2 separate regions of the Homo sapiens genome follow, and region 1 is linked to region 2. The links are chromatin contacts, found by Hi-C or POLR2A ChIA-PET in ENCODE. All regions are on one chromosome and are shown on one strand. Each heading gives the region's core, a stretch centred on a gene start or an enhancer-like site at or near the end of the contact. The rest is flanking DNA. Distances are from core to core; before and after follow the strand shown. Region 1 overlaps FNBP1 (formin binding protein 1). Region 2 overlaps USP20 (ubiquitin specific peptidase 20).

Evidence for each region. A loop is a pair of places that touch in the nucleus more often than their neighbours do. ChIA-PET counts read pairs that join two places held with the same protein, here RNA polymerase II (POLR2A). Pooled maps may share reads with other maps.
Region 1: a loop to region 2 is called in a pooled map, with 1.9 times the contacts of the local background. The contact joins two enhancer-like sites. A Hi-C loop is called at or near these places in 2 of 50 pooled maps. POLR2A ChIA-PET finds 5 or more read pairs at or near these places in 5 of 52 experiments (CD4-positive, alpha-beta memory T cell, CD8-positive, alpha-beta T cell, GM10248 and 2 more).

Annotation. Positions count from the first base shown.
Region 1 is chr9:129,993,074-129,999,022 of GRCh38, forward strand. FNBP1 (formin binding protein 1) reads right to left here. Exons shown (of 17, transcript NM_015033.3): 2 at 1,770-1,885. Among named protein-coding and RNA genes, the nearest start is that of FNBP1, 47 kb to the right of the region's middle. RefSeq lists enhancers at 2,442-2,571, 2,982-3,261, 3,402-3,501, 3,522-3,591. Within about 2 kb of position 2,723, at least 9 of the 41 ENCODE cell types and tissues checked have a DNase peak (open chromatin) inside an H3K27ac peak, as active enhancers do; they include CD8-positive, alpha-beta T cell, where a contact is called at or near this core.
Region 2 is chr9:129,861,261-129,866,477 of GRCh38, forward strand. It overlaps USP20 (ubiquitin specific peptidase 20), which reads left to right. Exons shown (of 26, transcript NM_001110303.4): 8 at 283-352; 9 at 1,926-2,039; 10 at 4,043-4,121. Among named protein-coding and RNA genes, the nearest start is that of MIR6855, 5.7 kb to the right of the region's middle. RefSeq lists an enhancer at 1,956-2,125 and a silencer at 3,670-3,964. Within about 2 kb of position 2,016, at least 5 of the 41 ENCODE cell types and tissues checked have a DNase peak (open chromatin) inside an H3K27ac peak, as active enhancers do; they include CD8-positive, alpha-beta T cell, where a contact is called at or near this core.

The DNA of each region.
Region 1 (5,949 bases), core at 1,473-3,972, 130 kb after region 2:
AAAATTAGCCAGGCATGGTGGCACAAGCCTGTAATCCCAGCTACTTGGAAGGCTGAGGCAGGAGAATCACTTGAACCTGGGAGGCGGAGATTGCAGTGAGCTGAGATTGTACCACTGCACTCCAGCCTGGGCGACAGAGTGAGACTGTCTCAAAAAAAAAAAAAAAATTAAAGAAAAAGGAAAGTAAATGTTTCTAAATCAAAATCATCTAGCTCTTTAACAGGCCTTAAAACAATATCCACAAACCAATTCAACTACAACTATACAACATGAAATCATTAAGGACTTTGCATGCCACTTCAAGTTCAAGCTTAGTTCTACCAAGAACTTTTAAATATATTCTATAAAAACACAAATTTCTTGGATAATCTCATCATTAAAAGATGTAAGGAGATCCAAAGTACTTAAAAAAAAAAAAAAAACAGAGACAGGGGGCTCACTATGTTGCCCAGGCTGGTCTTGAAGTCTCTGGGCTCACACTATCCTCCCTCATCAGCCTCCCAAAGTGCTGGGATTGCAGGCATGAGCCACCACACCTGGCCCCAAAGCACTTTTTTTTTTTTTTTTTTGAGAAGGAGTCTTACTCTGTCACCCAGGCTAGAGTGCAGTGGCACAATCTCAGCTCACTGCAACCTCCACCTCCCGGGTTCAAGCAGTTCTCATGTCTCACCCTCCCAAGTAGCTGGGATTACAGGCGCCTGCCACCATGCCCCACTAATTTTTGTATTTTTAGTAGAGGCGGGGTTTCACCATGTTGGCCAGGCGGGTCTCGAACTCCTGACCTCAGGCAATCCGCCCACCTTTGCCTCCCAAAGTGCTGGGATTACAGGCGTGAGCCACTGCGCCCGGCCCGAAGTACTTTTAAAATACTATTCCACATGACCCCTCAACACATTACAGAAGGGAGTGTGAATTAGTACAAGCACACTGGAAATGGCTGAACCCTATCCACCAAAGCTAAGCATATGAGTAGCCTGTGACCTTGCAATTAGATGCCTACGTAGATCCTAGGAAATGTGTTCAGATACACACAAAAAGCCTTGTACAATAATGCTCGTTGGAGCGCTACTCATTATAGCTTAAATTAGAAACAACCAATCACCTAGTCAGAACGGATGAGTTCTGGTGCATTCACAGACCAAAACACTCAACAGCAATGAAAATAAGCAGATCCCACCACATGCTACCACATGGTCAATCTCACAAACGTAATATAGAACAAAAGAAGCCAGATACACAAGAATGCATACCAAATGATTACACTCATGTAAAGTTCAAAAGTGGGCACTACTAATCCACGCGGTTAGAAGTCAGGAGAGTGGTTACCGCTGGGGGGAGAGTGGGGAGCTGGAGGGGGCCAGGGGGCCTGCCAGGCTGGTCTTTCTGTTTCTTGACCTGGGTGCCCGGTTACATGAGTGTGTTCACACTGTCAAAATTCATGGAGCTGCACACTTATGATTTGTGTACTTCTCTGTACATATGTTATTAATATATTTCAATAAAAAGTTTACTGAGAAACAAGCTGCTCCAAAACTCAGCAAATATCTTGTTGAAAAAAAAAACTGGGCCTTAAAGCAGTAATTTAGTTTTTATTTTTAATGTTCTATGAAAATTAATTTTCTGTATGAAAAACAATCACTTCTATTGAAATATTACCTTACATAAAAGGAAAAATATTTAAAATATACATTTATACTGTAAAATGAGAATATACGTTATCCTTACATCATTTTGCAGTTAACAAATAACCTTTTTCAATATCAACTTACCTGAGTTGCTTTGCATAGCTGAGTTCAATCTCTGTCCTTTCTTTCACAAACTTGATATATTTCTCAAGAATATCAATTCCCCACTGTGTGTGTTTTTCTAAGTTGTCAAACTGATCCTGTTGAAACAAACCAAGAGAGAAGTTATGGTCTTTCCCTGTGATTAACATAATTTCAATGAATAATTCTCTTAACAACATATTACTACATACAAAGTAGTACTAATATTTTCCATGATTATACTTGGGGTGCTTTTTTGTTGAGCCATTTTAAATCAACATTACCAAATTTGGTTTGAAAACCGCCTGGAGTACTGAACTCTGACCTATTCATTCATATTTCCTATTCCTTTTAGAAACATAGTTTTCAGATATAACTGATGTCTCAGTGCAAGGAAAAATGTCATTCCCAGACGCCAAAAACCGACAGGTGAAACATACACACAAACACAGCCACACACGGTTTGCACCTTAACTGTTATCTCTGGGTAATCATTCAAAACAGCTGATTGAATCTGAGCCGAGGAACGGGGGGAAGTGTTACAAAATTTTGCTTTCTTCAAATGATTAAAATAAAACACATGGATTTTATTCTTCCAAACATACACCAAACCCACACTGTGAGCCAGGAACAGTGCCTGGAGCTGGGGAACCAAAATGAACAAAAATACAGCCTGAGTTTGCATTGTGCCTTGGGGTTTCTGGTCTGGAAGAACAAGAGGGAGCCTGGGTAACACAGAACCCATCTCTACAAAAACAATTTTTTTAAATTAGCTGGGCATGGTGTTGTACCACTGCACTCCAGCCTGGGTATAAGAGCATGACTCTGTCCCCCCAAATAAAGAATGAGAGGGGACAGGTATGCTAGCAACAGCTAATGCAAAGACATGGAGATATCCAGGAATCAAGTGAATTTGTCTTTGAGTGCAAGGTGGAGGTGGGTGGGGCAGAAGGGAAGTGGAGTTGGCGAGTGATGAAACTAGAGACAGCTCAGAGCTAGATCACCCAAGGCCTTGAAGGACGAGCTTAGGAGTTTAGACTCTCCAGCAGGCACAAGAGGACTTGGAAGAGAAAGCCAGGAAATGGCTCCAACAGTCTAGATGAGACAAAATAGGCACAGAAGGGAAGAATTCTAGGGACATTTAACAAACACAATCAACTAGTGTGTGAGTGGCCGGTTGGACGTGGAGGCTGGCAAGGGTATGAGGGGGAGGGAGGATTCCAGAGTGACTTTCAGGTTCTGCTTCCCGGAATTAAACAGAAGATCCAGATAAGAAAGAGCTACAGTTTGGGGTGAAAATTAAATGTTGTTTTGACATGTTGAATGAGGGACTGGCCTGTCCAGAAGAGAGCTGGAAACACAGAAGGATTTAGAACTCAAGAAGGGCATCAAGTGAGTAGGTGGATCTCAAGCAACAGCCGAGGATCAGAACACCAAAGACGACAGCAAGGATACACAGAATTAGCAAAGAGGGCCTGGCCCAGGAAGCAGAGCCCAGAAAGGACTAAGGGGGCGAGCCAGAGGGGGCATGAGCACATCACAGGGAAGAGAGAATTCCAGTGGAAATGGAATTCTCCATGGAAAATTTGCTGCCTCCTGAGAGGTAACAGTCATAAATGAGGGTTCTAGCCCCAGCAAAGGGATTTCACAGAGACAGGCCCCCAAATGTTTCAAGTTTTAGTCATTTGCCTGTAAGACGCAGCTATAATCTAATTTCCTAATTTCACAAATCAGTCATGAGGATCATGCGAAATGGGGAAGTGCCAACTCAAATATAAAAATATAAAGCTAGTGTTTAATCCTACGCTTGTGCAATCTAACAGTATACATTCAGTGTCTTACTTCAGACTGTTTTTTGTTTGTTGGTTGGTTTGTTTTGAGACAGAGTCGTGCTCTTTCCCCCAGGCTGGAGTGCAGTAGTGCAATCTCAGCTTGCTGCTGCCTCCCAGACTCAAGTGATCCTCCCACTTCAGCCTCCTGAGTAACTGGGACTATTGGCACCCGCCACCATGCCTTCACTAATTTTTGTATTTTTTGCAGAGAGGAGGTCTCACTATGATGCCCAGGCTGGTCTTGAATTCCTGGGCTCAAGTGATCCTCCCGCCTTGGCATCCCAAAGTGCTGGGATTACAAGTGTGAGCCACTGCCTCCGGCCGGCCTGTTTTTTTTTAAAACCACTTTATTAAGGTATGACTGAGATTTTGGCCAGGTGAGGTGGCTCACGCCTGTAATCCCAGCATTTTGGGAAGCCAAGGCGGGTGGATCACTTGAAGCCAGGAGTTCGAGACCAGCCTGGACAACATGGTGAAATCCCATCTCTACTAAAAATACAAAAGTAGCCGGGCGTCATGGCAGGCACCTGTAATCCCAGCTACTCGGGAGTCTGAGGGAGGCAGGAGAATTGTTTGAACCCAGGAGGCAGAGGTTGCAGTGAGTCAAGATCACACCATTGCACTCCAGCATGGGTGACAGAATGAGACTATGTCTCAAAAAATTAAATACAAAATTATAAAACAAAAGTGCAAAATGTTTGTCTTTATGACTAATAATTTTTAATATTTAAAGTTGATTCTTGGTCCTCAATAATATATATTCCACAAACCCCTAGATTTCAGTTTAAGAAACACTAGATTATGTTATTTATAAAGTCAAGGGTCATCAAGTAAGCTAATAGTGTAAACGAGACTGAAGATCACCTTAAACTACTTGAGAGAACAAATATACACACAACTCAAGCTATGACTACAAATCATTCTTACAAATTGAGAGCACGACTTCGTCAAAGCCCTCTGCTTATCAGTAACCCTTTGTGGATCTAGTTTCACAGTAATCATATTTATTTTTAAAATGATTAACAATTATCAGGGCATCATGGCACACATGCCTGTAGCCCCAGCTACTAGGGAGGCTGAAGCAGGAGGATCACTTGAGCCCAGGACTTCAAGGCTGCAGTGAGTCATGATCAGGCTACTGCACTCCAGCCTGAGCATCAAAGCAAGACCCTGTCTCAAAAAACAAAAACCAAAAACATAAACACCCTTTCCTTTATTTAAAAGCCCTCTCCCAGCTGGGCGCGGTGGCTCACATCCAAAATTCCAGCACTTTGGGAGGCCATGGTGGGCGGATCACTTGAGGTCAGGAGTTTGAGACTAGCCTGGCCAACACAGTCATCTTTACTAAACCTCATCTCTACTAAAAATACAAAAATTTGCCAGGCATGGTGGCATGCACCTGTAATCCAAGCTACTCAGGAGGCTGAGGCAGGAGAATCCACTGAACTCAGGAGACAGAGGTTGCAGTGAGCCGAGATTGTACCACTGCACTCCAGTCTGGGCGAAAGACAGAGACTCTGTCTCGAAAAAAAAAAAAAAAGAAAAAAAATGGCCGGGCGCGGTGGCTCACACCTGTAATCCCAGCACTTTGGGAGGCTGAGGCGGGAGGATCAGGAGTTTGAGACCTGAGGTCAGGAGTCTGAGACTAGCCTGGCCAACATGGTAAAACCCTGTCTCTACTAAAAATACAAAATTAGCTGGGCCTGGTGGCGCACGCCTATAATCACAGCTACTTGGGAGGCTGAGGCAGGAGAATCGCTCAAGCCCAGGAGGTGGAGGTTGCAGTGAGCCAAGACGGGGCCATTGCACTCCAGCCTGGTCAAAACGAGCAAAACTCCACCTCAAAAAAAAAAAAACAAAAAAGCCCTCTCCCTGTATGATTTCCCATAATCTCCAAAGCCTTGATTGTTTTCAGCAGTCATAGGTGCCACCTTGAAAACTTGCCCAGAGGATATGCTCTTAGGTTTCATTCTTGGCCTATTAACAACCTGACTACAGATTTCCCCCCACCATATCACTTTGCATTCAAACTGATGTATACTATACAAAGCAACAGCTTTCGATACCAAAGCCCTTGAAAACAACAGAAAAAGCCCATCTACATTTGAACTGAGTCCACCTTAAAAATTACTGGCCTCAATCCAACAATATGTTTTCCATAAAGTTATCTCTATTCAGGACCATTCTACAAGCTATAATAAAGCGTTTACCAAGATGACAGAGCCCAAATAAGATAGAAGATCTTAATAATAAAAACCTTACTCAGTAACAAATGAGCTGGTGCTTGTTTGTGACTATAGCAGAGTTCTTTTGATGCTCTGTGAAACCTGAGGATGCCCCCACGCTCTCAC
Region 2 (5,217 bases), core at 766-3,265:
TGGGCAGGCCGACCCCTCTGCTGTATGGTCTGGACAGTGGGCCTGGCTGGGCGGAGGGGCAAAGGAGTTCATCTGTTTAAAACACTCAGGTAACCGCAGCTGTTGTGAGCAGGAACCACGTTAGTTTACTGGGAAGATTCCTGGGGTGGAACGCTTCCACCATGTCCTCTTCTTGGGTCTTGGGCAGTTGAGAGCCACACCTTTGTGCCAAATGTGACTTGCAAGGTTTCCTCGGTGGGGCAGGGTGCTCACCTGCTCCTCCCCGTTGTGTTTATTTCCCAGGCCTCACGGGCATGAAGAACCTCGGGAACTCCTGCTACATGAACGCTGCCCTGCAGGCCCTGTCCAATTGGTAGGTCGACACTTTGTCCGAGGGCCGAGAGCTGTCCCTGGCAAAGCCCCGGAAACAGCAGCAGTAGCAGCCCCCAGCCGGTTGCCCACAAACACATGTATAGGATGCACAGCAAAATGCCTGAAAGCATGTATACCCTTTGACCCAGCAATCCTCCCAGTCAGAATGTATCCTGAGGAGATAACCGGAGATGCTGGGGAAGTTGTACGTGCAAGGAGGCTCAGTGCTCTGTTGTTTACTGGAAATGATTTAAAGGCCCATCTGCAAGAGAGTATAAATTCTCATAGCCCTTGCAGCAAGTGCAGGAAAAATGGCACAAGACAACATGCATTGAAACAAGAAGGGGTTCAGAATCTGGTGAGTGGGGGAAAAAGGAGGTTATAAAGCATTGCATGGTACAATCCCGTTTTATGGGAGAAATGCGATTTTCCATTAAGGATAAGGCTGTGAGCTCCATGAGGCCAAGGATGTCTCCTGTGTCTGACGTGCTTCTCCTACCCAGTGGAGGTTAGAGATGCAGTATATGTATGCGGGAAGCAGAGAGGGAATGGGTACAAATGCGTAGAAAAGTCTGGAAGGCTATGTCCCAAAATGTTCCTAGTAACTATCCTCAGGTGGCAGGATGCAGGTCAATTATTGTTAATAATTGACCACACCCAGGCTGGGCGCAGTAGCCCACGCCTGTAATCCCAGCACTTTGGTAGGCCGAGGCAGATGGATCACCAGGTCAGGAGATAGAGACCATTCTGGCTAACATGGTGAAACCCTGTCTCTACTAAAAATACAAAAAACTAGCTGGACGTGGTGGCACGCACCTGTAGTCCCAGCTACTGGGGAGGCTGAGGCAGGAGAATCGCTTGAACCCGGGAGGCGGAGGTTGCAGTGAGCTGAGATCATGCCATTGCATTCCAGCCTGGGTGACAGAGCGAGACTCCGTCTCAAAAAAAAAAAGAAAAATTGACCGCACCCAATCCGTTTTAACTTTAATAACCTCTTTAAAGGCCCTGTCTTGGCTGGGCACCGTGGCTTACGCCTGTAATCCCAGCACTTTGGGAGGTCAAGGCAAGTGGATCGCCTGAGGTCAGGAGTTCAAGACCAGCCTGGCCAACTAGTAGAGCCTGTCTCTACTAAAAATACAAAAAAATTAGCCAGGCATTGTGGCATGTGCCTGTAATCCCAGCTACTCGGGAGGCTAAGGCAGGAGAAGCACTTGAACCCGGGAGGCAGAGGTTGCAATGAACCAAGATTGCACCACTGGACTCCAGCCTGGGCAACAGAGGGAGACTCTGTTTCAAAATAATAATAATAATAATAAAAAAATAAGGTAAGATAGATAAGATGAGATAAAATAAAAATGCCCTGTCTCTGGGAGTTAGGGCTTCGCAGATGAATTTTGGAGGATACAATTTTCTCATAACTGGTAGGAGCCTTCTAGTCACCTTCAGGAGTTTCTGGGTCCAGGGCCACTGTGCTCCCTGTGCGAGCACTCAGGGCTCCCCGCTATGCAGCCCTTTCTAAACTGCCGCATGCCTCATTTGCTCTCCTGACCTGGCTCTCTCTCCCCTGCACCCAGCCCGCCGCTGACTCAGTTCTTCTTGGAGTGTGGCGGCCTGGTGCGCACAGATAAGAAGCCAGCCCTGTGCAAGAGCTACCAGAAGCTGGTCTCTGAGGTCTGGCATAAGAAACGGTGAGCAGCTGCATCCCTAGCCTTGGGCGGTGTGTGGGGACTGGGGTTTCCTGTCAGCACCCATGATTGAGTACTTCCTGTGGATTCAGCCCCCAGCGAGGACTTGCCTCACTTTGTCCCGGGTAATGCTTGCAGCAAGCCTGCGGGGTGGAAATTGCATCCAGTCCTGTTTTACAAATAGGGAAACTGAGGTGCAGAGCACTTTAAGTATCTTGCTCAAGGTCATAGAACCTGCAAAAAGTGAGCTAGAATTTGACCTACTGTTGACCCTACCGAGCAGCCACTGGTAGATGTCTTTGCCAAGAGACATGGTGACCCGGCCTCAGCCAGGACTGTGTGTGTAGAAGGAGGTGTGGGGCAGGGGAGCACAGACTGGATGGAGCTTCTGGCACAGTATGAAATTAATTTAAAGATCAGAGTCTGTGATTAGATCTGTTTCTCCAGGAAAAGTCAAAGTTGGGAATAATTTTAAATGAGCACATAGAAATATGTATTATGTGTAGAAGCGGATGAAAAACCAGCGTAGGGCCAGGCGCAGTGGCTCACGCCTGTAATCCCTGCACTTTGAGAGGCTGAGGCAGGTGGATCACGAGGTCAAGAGATCGAGACCGTTCTGGCCAACATGGTGAAACCCCGTGTCTAATAAAAATACAAAAATTAGCTGGGTGTGGTGGCGTGTGCCTGTAGTCCCAGCTACTCGGGAGGCTGAGGCAGGAGAATCACTTGAACCTGGGAGGCGGAGGTGGCAGTGAGCCGAGATCGCACCACTGCACTCCAGCCTGTTGACAAAGCGAGACTCTGTCTCAAAAAAAAAAAAACAAAAACAAAACAAACCAGCATGGGAGAAATATGTATTAAATGTAGAAGCAGATTAAAAACCAGCGTGGGGCCAGATGCAGTCACTGACACCTGTAAATCCAGCACTTTGGGAGGCCGAGGCAGGAGAATCATTTGAGCCTAGGAGTTTGAGACCGGCCTGGACAACACAGCAAGACCCCGCCTCTACAAAAACTACAAAATTAGCTGAGTGTGGTGTGAGCACTTGTGGTCCCAGCTACTCAGGAGGCTGAGGTGGGAGGATCGCTTGAGTCCAGGAAGTTGAGGCAGGCTGCAGTGAGCTTGATCATGCCATTGCACTTCAGCCTGGGCGACAGAGTGAGACCCTGTCTCAAAAAAAAAAAAAAAAAAAAAAAAGTCTGTGTGCAGTGGCTCACTCCTGTAATCCCAGTACTTTGGGAGGCCGAGGCGGGTGGATCGCAAGGTCAGGAGTTCGAGACCAGCCTGGCCAATGTGGTGAAACCCCGTCTCTACTAAAAATACAAAAATTAGCTGGGCATGGTGGCGCGCACCTGTATTCCCAGCACTTTGGGAGGCTGAGACAGGAGAATCACTTGAACTCGGGAGGCGGAGGTTGCAGCAAGCCAAGATCATGCCACTGCACTCTAGCCTGGGAAACAGAGCAAGACTCTGTCCCAAAAAAAAAAAAAAAAAAACCCAGCATGGTACAATATAATTCCGCTTGTGTAAGAAGCCAAGTTTAAATGTGTATCTGTATGTATTTTTGTATATGCATCTGTAGTTTCACAGAACCAGAAATCTAATGGTAAGTATCTGGTGCCATTGGTGGTGGTGTTTTTCTCTTGTACTTTTCTGAAATTTTAGATTTGTCAATAATGAACATGTCTTACTTTTGAAATGAGAAAACCACAGTAAGTGTTTCAGAATGAAAACAAATCATGTTTAGGCGAGTTTGTTGTGCACCAGAAGGAAATGATGCTATTTTATTTGAGCTCTTTGCTTAATTGAGGCAGCTATGACTTGACATTTTCTTCTTGTCTGTAGAGATGTGTGAGCCTCTTGGGGCTCCTGGCTGAGTAGGCCCCTCCCCAAATGTCAGGAAACGCCACACTCTGATCCAGCCTGACGGGCTGGCTGCCTGCTTCTCTCGGGAATGAGCAGCTCAAGGCAGGCTACCTGGACTAATGGGTTTGGGCTTCCTACAGGCCAAGCTACGTGGTCCCCACCAGTCTGTCTCATGGGATCAAGTTGGTCAACCCAATGTTCCGAGGCTATGCCCAGCAGGTAAGCCATCTGAGCTGCCCAGGGGACACCCAAGGCCATGACCCACCAGGCCTGACTTTGACGCCAAAACCAGAGTGGAAAATCGCAATGGCAGCTGAGCACTGGTTGGCAGGTCTCACGGACCAGGCTCTCACTCCTAAGCCCTTCACACGTGTGAGGACAGTGGAGCCTCCCAGCAACCTGCTGACATTTAACCCCACTTCACAGATGGACAGACTGAGGTTCAGGGGCCGAGCCACTTGCACAGGCCACACAGCTAGTAAATGGTGGAGGGGAATTCTTTTTTTTGTGGGGGAGGGTGGGTACAGGGTCTCACTCTGTCACCCAGGCTGGAGTGCAGTGGTGCAGTCATGGCTTACTGCACCCTCGACCTCCCGGGCTCAAGCAGTCGTCCCACCTCAGGCTCCGAAAGTGCTGTGATTATAGGCATGAGCCACTGCACCCGGCGGAGGGGAGATTTGAACCCAGGCAACCTTGCTGCAGGGCCTCCGCGTTGCACCCAAAATGACACAGGGTTTCATTTCCCCAAACCACAGGCAAAATTTCACTTTTATTAAAGTAAAAAGTTTGATTAAAAATTTTTTTTAAATCTAGAGAACCCTTTTGAAACCAATCACATTTTTCTATTTTATAAAATAATGAGACCAAGACAGAGTGCAGCCACGCGTACACCTCAGCCCCGGGCTGATGGCTCCTGCCCTCCAGCCTCCTGCCCCAGATGGCCCACAGCCTGGGCTTTCATGCCAGGCCTGCAGGCAGAGCTGGACCTGGCTGGGTCACCTCTTGTGCTGCCTGAAATGAGCACCATGGACGGAGTGGCAGTCATGTGGGGACAACTTCCGCCCTCTACCCCCTGCCTGCTGTCCCGTCCCAGGATGAAGTCTGCTGGGCCTTTGGCTCCTGCTTGAGAAGCTCAGCACTGCCTGGACACCTCTCTTTTTGGGGAGTGATAACATGCACAATGACTAAAATTCACTGAGCACCATTTAAGTGGTCACAACTTAGTCCTCATAGAAGTCTCACAAAGTGGGCACTGTTGTCACCCACACGTTACAGGTAAAGAGCTGAGGCTCAGAGAGGTTCTACCCCTCACCCA